Regions from separate parts of the Homo sapiens genome. Here region 1 is linked to region 2. Evidence: chromatin loops called from intact Hi-C (ENCODE). Cell type or tissue: adrenal gland. All regions are shown on one strand. Each heading gives the region's core, and the rest is flanking DNA. Links, peaks and the distances in the headings are about the cores only. Region 1 overlaps DCLK3 (doublecortin like kinase 3). Region 2 overlaps TRANK1 (tetratricopeptide repeat and ankyrin repeat containing 1).

Region 1 (5,378 bases), core at 189-5,188, 130 kb before region 2:
TATAACCACTCTGTAGTTTGCCTTCTCTCCCTCTCTTTCTCTCTCTGTCTCTCTCTCTCTCTCACACACACACAATTCCATTGCCCCAGAGCACTAAAACATGCATGTACTGACATTTAAACCATGAAGAACTACCCAGAGGCAAGTAGCTTGTCCATATTAAACATATTCCTTGCTGTTTTCCTACTTCCTCAAACCACCCTCCATGTGATCTATAACAGTGCTGACTTTCTCCATCTCAAAAATAACTGATAAATCCCTTCACACAAATGAGAGCTTCTATTGCCCAAGAGATGGGTGGACTCAACCAACTGGTTCCAGGATCTTGTTAGAAAATGCAAACTAAGCTAACTGTCTCCAAAAGAAAATCATCTCATTCCACATAGCTGAGAACTTGTATAACTGTTTTAATGCTATAGTAGGCACATGACTGAAATGTTCAGCTCGTGGGACCTCCTCAGGCCTCGAAAGGGATCTCTCCTGCTTAGACAATTCGGTGAAAGAAGCAGAGAGTTGTTAAAGAACACTGCTCTGTTGCAATTGCAAAGTGTCCATAATAAAGAGTGTACAGTACATTGCACATGGAAGACATCTGGGCTCAGACCCAAAAGACGGGAAGAATCAAAAAGCGAGTAGAGAAAGGAAAAAGACATCCAGCTAATGCAAAAAATGAAATTGTTCAAAGAGAGTTATTTGATGGTAATTCAGACCCCTCATCCAACCAGTCAAACTGCTTCTGTAATTCTATGAGTTAGGACAAAAACACAAAAACAAGGTTGCTCGACTTAGTGGTCAATGTAGACCTCATTTCACTGGATAATTAGCTTGACTCACTCAGTGTTTCACCTGCTTGTGAGACCAGTTTACAGACAGGCAAATGCAACTGGGATGGTGTCCCCAGGCTGAGTTTACAGCCATGGAAATTAAAGAAAACAGTGTAAATCCCTTCCCCCACCTTCCCAGCTTCCTGCCAAAATATGGCCCATCAAAATCACTGTGCTCATTCACTATTGCTTTGTCTGCAATGATGTGACTTTGAATGCTTACTCATGATACTCACCTTGATATCAGGGTTGTTTTTAATGTAATAATAGTGATAGTCTCTGCCACTGATGGAGTTCTTGCTGTTTCCCAGGCAGCATGGTATGGCCTTTAGGCATTCATACAACTCACATGTATTAAATGTCGACCAAGTGACAGAACTGTTCTAGGTTTGGGAGCACAATCTGAATGAAACAAAGTCCATGCTGTCATGGAACTTTCTCTCCAATAAGAGGAGGGAGACAGAAAGGCAAATATAGACTCTATCAAGTGGTGATTGGGGCGATAAAGAAGAAAGTGGGTGAACGTGCCAGAGGGTGACAGTGTCATCCTGACAAAGACCTCCTGGCACACACTTGTACTCAAACACACTAAGTTTACCGACTCATTGTCATAAGGGAGAACACGTACTGTTGGAATCTGGGAATCAAAGTAAGAGAGTGTTTAAAGGACTCATGATAATATGTGGGCTGTGTTAGATGATTTTGGGGGAGGATTCATGAAAGCAGGGTTTTGCTCTGGGCTGGATAGTGTCAGCACGTGGGGGTAATTCTATAATCAGGTATCTTAATAATTCTTACATGAAGGTAGGAAGGATGAAGCAACGCAGTCAGTCACTCACAGCAGCCACAAAGGGGACATGTGACCTTATATGTGGTTTGGACAATATTCTTATTTTTATCTGCATTTGGACATCAGTATAAAGGGGTTTTGCTTTTGTCTTGATCCATTATGGTCAGAGTGGCCTTATCTGATGTTGTGATCTGTGAAATTGCTTATGCTCAACAGAAGAATGGCATAGCTGAGATAAGGGTGTCAGGCCAGCTCCCAGCTGTCAAGGGTTGCTTTTCTTTTTCCCATACTCAAACTGCAGGCATCCTTCCAAAACAGGCACCATTACCATCTCTCTTTTACAAAATGATGAAACTAAGGTCCAGCAAGATAAAGGACTTATCTAAGAGCAAGCAACTAAGAAAGCCAGGATTCAAACCCAAGTTATCTGACCACAGAGCCAGCCTCATCGGCACTCCTTACACAGACCCTTACAGTGCTGCACCTTTTCACCTTTTGAGCTGCTTAGCAAAGCATTATCTTCAAAAAGACCAAAGTGGCATCTCAGTGGGAGGGTGGATGATGCACACAAAGCCTCGAGGGGAAGCTGCCATCAGTAGGCATCCCAGTACCTAAGTGCCAAGAAATTAAGTCCACGTAGTCACTATCAAGACAAAAGCATTTTTCTCCCAGAGATGAAGAGACATTTTCCATTTTATTTAAATTGGAAGGTTTCTTTTTCTGTAAGTTAATCAAAACTAATTTATCTCAGCAACTTATGACCTATAACCATAGTTTTAAATACTGGAACAAGTATGTTATAATAACATAAAAGTAAAATTCTAGTGTGTAAAGGTGACAGAGTATAAAACAATTAATATCAATTTTATCCCATATTCTAAAAACACCCTCTCCCATATCATCAAAAGTCAAGGCTTACCAAAAGGTTTTCCGGCTTGAGGTCCCGGTGGACAATGCTCTTGTCGTGCATGTGGACGAGGGCTTTGCATAAGTCCATGATCATGAGGGCAGCATCGGGCTCCGGGAACTTCACACTTTCTATGATGGCGTCAAAAAGGTCTCCTCCCTGCACGTACTCCAGGATCAGGTAGATTTCCATGTCTGTTTCGTAGACTTCATGCAATTTCACGATGTTGGGGTGAGAGAGGCTCTGGATGATCAAGATCTCACTGTCCACCATGTCCTCCTTGCCCTTGAGTCTGGACTTGTCAATGATCTTCATCGCATAGGCCTGCCTGGTCTCGCGGTGTCTGCACTCCTTCACGACAGCAAAGTTCCCATCCCCAATGACCCGGCCAGTCTCATAATGCTTTTCCACATTGGCGGCAATGATGCCCATGGGCCGTGGCTTCCGACCGCTGGGCCGCTCTGGCTTGTTCTCTTCTGGCCTCGTCTTGGGCTCCTTTTCTAGCTTTGCAGGTTGGTCATCTCTGAGAGTCATCCTTCTGCCTCCAGACATACATGGCTTTTTCTCCTTCTCTGCCTCCTTCTCTTCTCCTCGGGTCCTGCGGAGCTTCTCAAAGCCCGCCTGGTGCTCTCTCAGGAGCCAGCCACCATGTTTGCTCCTGCTCATGGGCCTGGTGTCCTTCTTCACCTCCCTCAGCCCCTCCTCTGTGACAGGAAGAACTTCCACAAGGTCCTTCTTGGCCTTGGCTGCTCCCTGAGCATGGCTTTCTTGATCCTCTGGGCCTCTGTCCTCTTTCTTGTCCATGCTCTTGCTGGGTCTCCTCAGCTCTTGAGTGGGATTCCTGGGGCTGCTCCTGTGGCTGTCACCCTTCCACCCTTCCTCCCCACTTGCAGGATTTGCCTCGGGAGACCTCCTGCAGCTTCTGGTCCTCACCAGCTTCTCCACATCATACATTGGGCCCTTCCCCATATCCAGCTCACTGGTCCCCAGAGAAAGCCTCTCACGCTCCAGGCTCTGCTGGAGCTCCCTCTCTCTCTTGCACTTCTCGCATCTGATAATTTCACCCGAGGTCTTTTCAATCTCCACCCCAAGATGCTTCTCTCCCCTTGCGTGCCTCTCTTCCAGAGTGGCTTCCCTGGGGGGCTTGCTACTGGGTTCTGGCTCCCATTTCCCCCTCCCCCACTTCTTCTGGGTCCTCGCTCTGTCATCTAGTGAAAGCTCCTCGGGGATCTTCCCCTGGTGCCTCATGGCTGCCTTGCATCCTGCAACTTCGCTGCAGCTCTTGGGGGTCTCGGTCTCCCCACAGCGGTGGTCTCCTTTCAGAGCCTTGCTAAACAGCCTGCTCCTCAGCCTTGGAGAAGGGGCACGGCTGTGCTGGGCCAGTGTCAGGGCCCGGGCTTTGTTGGGGTACAGTTCTTCTACAGCCACCTGAATGCTCTTCAGTGTCAGTGGTTCTTTGCCCATAGCTATGAAAGCATCCCCTTCCCTGAAGAAATCAGAGACGCTCCTGATTTCCCTGCCCTTGAGGTTAAACAGTTTCCTCACACGGTCATTCTTCCATCTGGGAGAGCCCAAGGCTTCTGAGATGTCAGCTAAGAGCTGCTCGAACGTCTGCACTGATCGCCTGTTGAGGAGCAGAGTGATCTTTCGGGGGCGCTGCCCACCCAGCTTCACTACGGTCACGACCCTGGGCTTCAGAGGGCTGTTCTCAGGATGTGCTGAGTGAAGGCCATTCCGAGGGCAGAACAAGGGCACGACGGGGCCACGCGGCCCCAGGAATGGTTTCTCCAGATTCCCTCGGCTGGCAGGCAGCCAGGAGCCTTGCAGCTTCCGCTCTGTGATTCTCGAGCTTAAATATTTTAGAGAATGGTCACATAGGCCTTGCTGTCCTGCAACAAGAAAAGGACAACAGAGTATTAGTTAAGATGGGTTCAGAGAGCCCTCAGCCTTCACCAAAACTTTACTAAAGATGACTGACTCTAGCATTACAGTTTATAAGTGTGGTTCCTGAGAGTCTGTTAGAAATGACAGAGCCTTTATACTTAGGTCTAATTCCCAGTCTCCTCTACACCAGGAGTGCAGAACAGAGTAAGCATTGGGCTTGCAGTGATTCCTGTAGGCCTCACAGGGGCCCCCAGGATGGGCCACACCTCAGGAGCTGATACAGTTTGGCTCTGTGTCCCCACCCAAATCTCATCTTGAATTGTACTCCCATAATTCCCATGTATTGTGGGAGAAACCTAGTGGGAGATAATTGAATCATGGGGGCAGTTTCCCCCATACTGTTCCATGGTAGTGAATAAATCTCATAAGATCTGATGGTTACATCAGGGGTTTCCGCTTTTGCATCTTCCTCATTCTCTCTTTGCCTGCTGCCATCCATGTAAGATGGGACTTGCCCTTCCTTGCCTTCCGCCATGATTGTGAGGCTTCCCCAGCCACGTGGAACTAACTGTAAGTCCAAGAAAACCTTTCTCTGCAAATTGCCCAGTCTCAGGTATGTCTCTATAAGCAGCATGAAAAGGGACTAATACAGGAGCCCTCTCACGGTGAGGCCTGACTCTGTAAACACAACTCCAGCTACCCCAAAGTGAACTGACCTTCAAGGATCTACAGCTGAGATAAAAAGGGCCAGTTTTGCTGCCCATGAAACACCAACAAGAGTCAGGAACATTCTAGAACTTTGAAGGGCCAGGTTTGCTGCCCATGAAACACCAACAAGAGGCAGGAACATTCCAGAATTTTGAAAAACCCAATCTTACCCATCTCTTTGCCAAGAACATTTTTTTTCAGCTTGACTTTGAACTCACTCAAGGTGGAGCAGTATGCGAAGAGGTTATGGTCACAGGATTTGAGA
Region 2 (5,378 bases), core at 217-5,216:
TTTGAAAACAGGAAAAAAATTAAAAGCATGCTTCAGTCAGGTTCCCTGGCAGCAGACACCAGATTTGTCCACAAGTAGTTTATTAAGGAGGAAGACCAGTAGGTGAGTGGGGGAAGCAGAGTAAGGGTGAGAGGGGAAGCCAAACCCAGGTATGCACTCAGGCAAAGTCCCACAGAGGGTGGTCTCAGCCTGATCCCACAGGAAGGCTCTGGAGTGTGAGTCACACTTCAGAGTGGTCCCTGTGCAAGGCAAAGGAAATGAGCTTTCATATTCTCGCATCTATCAGTCACTAGCTGCAGGCTGCCTTTGGACAATATAAATTCCCAGACATTTCTGGTTTAAAAAGAAGCAAGAGCAAAACAGCCGCTATAAGTCCAAAGACACTCCCTTGAAAACAAGCCTTGGGTGCTGACTTTTCAAACTGCACACACACCAATGTCAGGGGGTACTCAGAAATGGTGAAAGGGATCCAGGGGAATCCAGACAGAGCTCTCCAACATCTGCCACCCCTTCTGACACACATCTAAATCACACTTCAATAAATCAAGCCAGAACACCAGAAACATACACACATCCACTTCCGGGGCAAACACTCATTGCCCACTCTAATCAAGAGACGTTCAGGTGCCAGGCAGAAGGAAGATCCACTATAGCATCATCCTCCAGAGAACAGAAAATGATAATCATTTGGCAAAGAAAGACCCACATCACCCTGGCTGGAAGCTCACTGAGACTGAAATTATGTGTAGTAAAGCAATATCTGGCTAGCATCCCTGGACTTTCCCCTCCCATCTTCATCCTAAAATACCTATGAAGACAAACAAAAAAGGATGAAAACTCACAGTACAAAAAAAAAAATAGGACCTTTGGTAAAAGAGAAACTTCCTTCACTATCAAGCTGATGGAAACTTGCTGCTTGTCTGCCTGATAGAATCTTTGCAAAAACATCATTCTTCCCCCAGGAAAGTAAGTTTAGTAAAAAACTCACATGAAAATGAACAGAAACATACTAAGCTCAACAAAAGACACAATTAGATGCAGCTGCATAATAAATACATGATTACATGGTTCAGACTTGTTAAGAAGGCAGTTATAGATGAGCGAAAGATTCAAACATCAGGAAAGAAATCAGAGAATGATACAGATGGAAAGTTGCTAAATACTGACAAATGGTATCCCTTGGCAGGAGGGCTGTGGGTGACTTGTTTACTTCACTGATCTTTTCTGATTTTGTTTCTAAATTTCCTATAAGCTTAAAGAGTCAAAAGAAACATCAGGAAACAAAGTTGCTTATGCATTATAATCAAGAGTTTTTTAAAAGATGACTACGTAAGTACTGAACAACAAAAGACTGAATAAAAATGTGCTAACATGCAATTACAATAAATTTGCTTTTATATAAAACTATACTTTTACAAATTTTCAACAATGATCACATTTAGCAAATATAGCAGGTCCTCAAATAACATTCCTTTCAACAGAATTTCATTATAACATCGATGAGAAAACAAATTTGGTCCCCACCGGGGACACTGTGTGGAGTTTGCACGTTCTTCCCATCTTTGCATGGATTTTCTCTAAGTACTCAGGTTTCCTCCCACACCCCAAAGATGTGTACGATAGGTGAACTCACATGTCTCAGTTGTCCCAGTCTGAGTGAGTGCGGATGTGTGTGAGTGAGCCCTGCAATTGAATGGAATCCTGTGGAGGGCTGGCTCCCACTTGGCTCCCTAAGCTGCCGGAATAAACTGGCCACCTTCAACACTGAACTGGAATAACTCGGTAAATAATTATCTTACTTGTTTTTATTAACCTTTCTTAAATGTATATATAGCTCACATTTATTTCCATGTTTAATATTAGATCTTTATTTAGAAGTCTGGTGATGTTTTTGTGACCAAAACTATGCCTTAGGAACTTAACTCTTGTTTGTTATCAATTAACCTACCGTAAAACTGGTTTTGTTATACATCATTTTGCTTAAAGTCAGTTTCCAAGAACCTGTTAATAATGTTAAGTGATGACTTACTGTGTATATACACAGATTTGAAATTAAAAATTAAAAAGCTCTTCTGAAGTTGCAACCATAGTCAGAAGTAATAGAAAATAGAAATAAATTATTTCAAAAGGAGATTTCATTTTTGTCCAAAATCTTTTTATAAGGTTTAAAAAGCAAAAGTGTTAGGTTTTATTACATACATTTTTATCAATTTAAATTTACATTCTCATCACATTTTATAAAAGAAAATATAAATATATAACTAAAAATGCATGGAATAAGACTAAATGACCAAATCACAAACACATTAATTTTTTTCTGGCAGGTACAATTACAGATAATTAATAGTTTCTTTTCTACATTTCATAAATTTTCTAAGTATATAAAAAGATTGGTTTTATAAAAAGGAAGAAGTATGACAGACATCCTTTAAGTCAATACCCTATGCCTGCATATACTGAAAACAGGCACTGTCCTGGTGCTGAGCACAGCAGAAAGCAGCTGGCTCCCCACTGGAGGACCAGAAAGATAAGGATTCAGAGGCCTGATGTAAGCTGACTCGAAAAGGCCAAGAACTAGTAAATCAGAGAGAAGATCACAAACAACTGTGAGAAAAACAAAGGCTCCAATCTTGCGCTTCTTGGTCCCAAGGAAAGAGCTGAGCAGCAACATCAGGTAGAGAAAGTGGACATGCTGCCATCTGGTGGTGGCTATGAAAACTGGATAAAGACCATTCTGTAATCTTGACTATTTAGGACTAAAGCCTTGCTCCTCAAAGTGGTCCCTGGCTTGCCCTGGCAGCTAGTGAGAAATACAGAATCTCAGGTCCTGCCCTGAACCTGCTGAATCAAAACATGCATTTTAGCAGGCTCCCAAATAATTCATGTACATGTTAAGATGGAGAAACACTGGTTTAGAGAACAGCAGAAATCTTTAGCAAGACCCTTTATTTCTCACCTAGATGCCAAAAGCAGCCCCATCCTAAGAGATAAGGACCACTGTTATCAGCAAAATGGGGTACAGCAAACTTGAGGAAGAGTCAAGGGAGAAAGTATCTTTCATCATGGTCTGTAAATTGGAATGTTCATTCATCTGGATGTAAAACAACTCAAATCCTAATGTTATTGTGCTCAGGACCATAGATGCAAAAAACAAATGTTAGGCACAGATACAGCTCCCTAGCGGCAGCTCTTCCTAAAGACAATGCTTCCATCTGTCCCTTTAATGGATTAGGATGGGGAAGGATTAAGGTCCATAAAAACAAAGTAGATCCTCCTTCATTCCCATGGCCCTGGGCCTCCTCCTTTGATTCTCCCAGTCTCTTCAACTACTTTCTGGATAGAAACACCTTCTGGGAGCTAAAGTCTAAAGCTACATTATCCCATACATGGCCACTAACTTACATAAAATTACAGTTAATTAAATAAAATGAAATTTCTGGTTCTTCAGATGCATGAGCCACACACATTTCAACTGCTCAACAGTCACATGTGACGAGTGGCTATCATATCAGACAGAATAGGTGTAGGACATTTCCATCATCTAGGAAAATTATACTTCATGGACCTAGTCTAGAAAGATCCCCCAGCCCCACCTTAGGTTTTAAACTTTGTGCCATCAGTAAAATCTTAGAAACAAAATGTATGCATGTAACTCTATACAACTCTCTGGATGTATAAAGGAACAGTGATATTCAATATATAATTTCATTCAAAGATCATCACCTATAGAGTTCACATAGGCTTTATTTAGGCTTTTCCACAAGTTCTACTGCTGCGCCAGGAGTGGTGGCTCACGCCTATAATCACAGCACTTTAGGAGGCTGAAGGGAGTGGATCACCTGAGGTCAGGATTTGAAGACCAGTCTGACCAACAGAGTGAAACCCCATCTCTACAAAAAATACAAAATTAGCCGGGCATGGTGATGCATGCCTGTAATCCCAGCTACGTGGGAGGCTGAGGCAGGAGAATCGCTTGGACCCGGGAGATGGAGGTTGCAGTGAGCAGAGATTCTGCCATTGCACTCCAGCCTCGGCAACAAGGGCAAAACTCTGTTTCAAAAAAAAAAAAAAGAGAGAGAGAGAGAGAGAGTTCCACTGCCTAGAATACTTTGGGAAATATACAACTCCACCTTGCCAGCCCTTCCTGATTAACTTCTCCTCTTTACAGATTTTTTTTTACTAGTTCCTTTCACTCATGTTTCTCTATAGTCTTTCAATATTCCTCTAGCATGGCAAGAAAATCTTTGTGACCAGTGGCCTGGAAAACTTTACAGAAATCAAACGTCCAACAAGTTTACCATTGAGTACGGAAGGCTTTAGGCTTGACTGCATCCACTACCATCACAGGCTACCTGGTAAGCCAAATGGCAAGCTTGGAACGATGCACAGTCCTCTCATGCATGCTTTTCTGCCAAGCAAGTACAGGTGAATTCTAATGAGTGAAAAGGGGACACACTGAGATTCTACTGAGTCTCTTCTCTTGGTTCCAAACCCAGGTCACATTTAACTGGTGAAGGAAAGAGAAGAGAAGCGAGAGCAAGAACCTTGCCTCAGAAGACAAGGCATTTTTAGGATTAACAGATATTCAAGGATTGTATTATACAAGGAAACTAAAAAAAAAAAAAAAAAAAAAAAAACCTAAAACCTTAAAAACTAAACCAACATGAATGACTTAGGCCAAAGACTTTAACACTAAATAGAACATGCACAGTATTCTAAGAACTGAGATTAAAATTAATAAAATATAAAATTTGCAGGCTGAGTGCAGTGGCTCACATCTGTAATCCCAGCACTTTGGGAGGCGAAGGTGGGCGATCACCTGAGGTCAGCAGATCAAGACCAGCCTGGCCAACACGCTGAAACCCCGTCCCTACTAATAATACAAAAATTAGCTGGGTGTGGTGGTGCACGCCTGTAATCCCAGCTACTCAGGAGGCTGAGGCAGGAGAAACGCTTGAACCGGGGAGGCGGAGGTTGCAGTGAGCCAAGATCGTGCCACTGCACTCCAGCCTGGGTGACAAGAGTGAAACCCCGTCTCTTAAAAATATATATATCAAACAAGTCAGCCATTCTCTACCACTAACCAGTGGTTCTTCTTTTGCCATTATTTTAAAGCCTGAAAATTCACTGACCTGTTTGGCTACTTGGAGTTTCTCAAATCATGGAAACCATTCTGAAACTGAGATGATATGCACAAGCTCTCAAAAAGCATTCCACAATGACCTACTCATTATACAACCTCACGAAGAAATTAGTATTCCTAAAAACATGAGGTCATTTAAAAACTAAACATCATATGTCAAAGCTTTAAAAGAACACCCATGAAAAGGAAAAAAATAAAAAGAGGGCTCTACCCCTCTCTCCTTGTTCTCACAGTC

What was found. A loop is a pair of places that touch in the nucleus more often than their neighbours do. Peaks named below come from ENCODE experiments on the same cell type or tissue, not always from the same donor. Only the 100,000 strongest peaks of a DNase experiment are listed, where the experiment ranks them.
Region 1: it touches region 2 in a loop (5-fold over the local background); 96 of 110 quality-filtered maps call a loop at or near these places.

The regions. Positions count from the first base shown.
Region 1 is chr3:36,734,675-36,740,052 of GRCh38, forward strand. It overlaps DCLK3 (doublecortin like kinase 3), which reads right to left. Exons shown (of 5, transcript NM_001394672.2): 2 at 2,534-4,410. Among named protein-coding and RNA genes, the nearest start is that of DCLK3, 27 kb to the right of the region's middle. In adrenal gland, for the core only: no CTCF peak of the experiment used is centred there; no DNase peak of the experiment used is centred there.
Region 2 is chr3:36,866,351-36,871,728 of GRCh38, forward strand. All of the region lies in intron 9 of TRANK1 (tetratricopeptide repeat and ankyrin repeat containing 1), which reads right to left. Among named protein-coding and RNA genes, the nearest start is that of LINC02033, 47 kb to the left of the region's middle. RefSeq lists an enhancer at 2,752-2,811. In adrenal gland, for the core only: a CTCF peak has its summit at 2,701 (motif pointing left); a DNase peak (open chromatin) is centred at 2,711.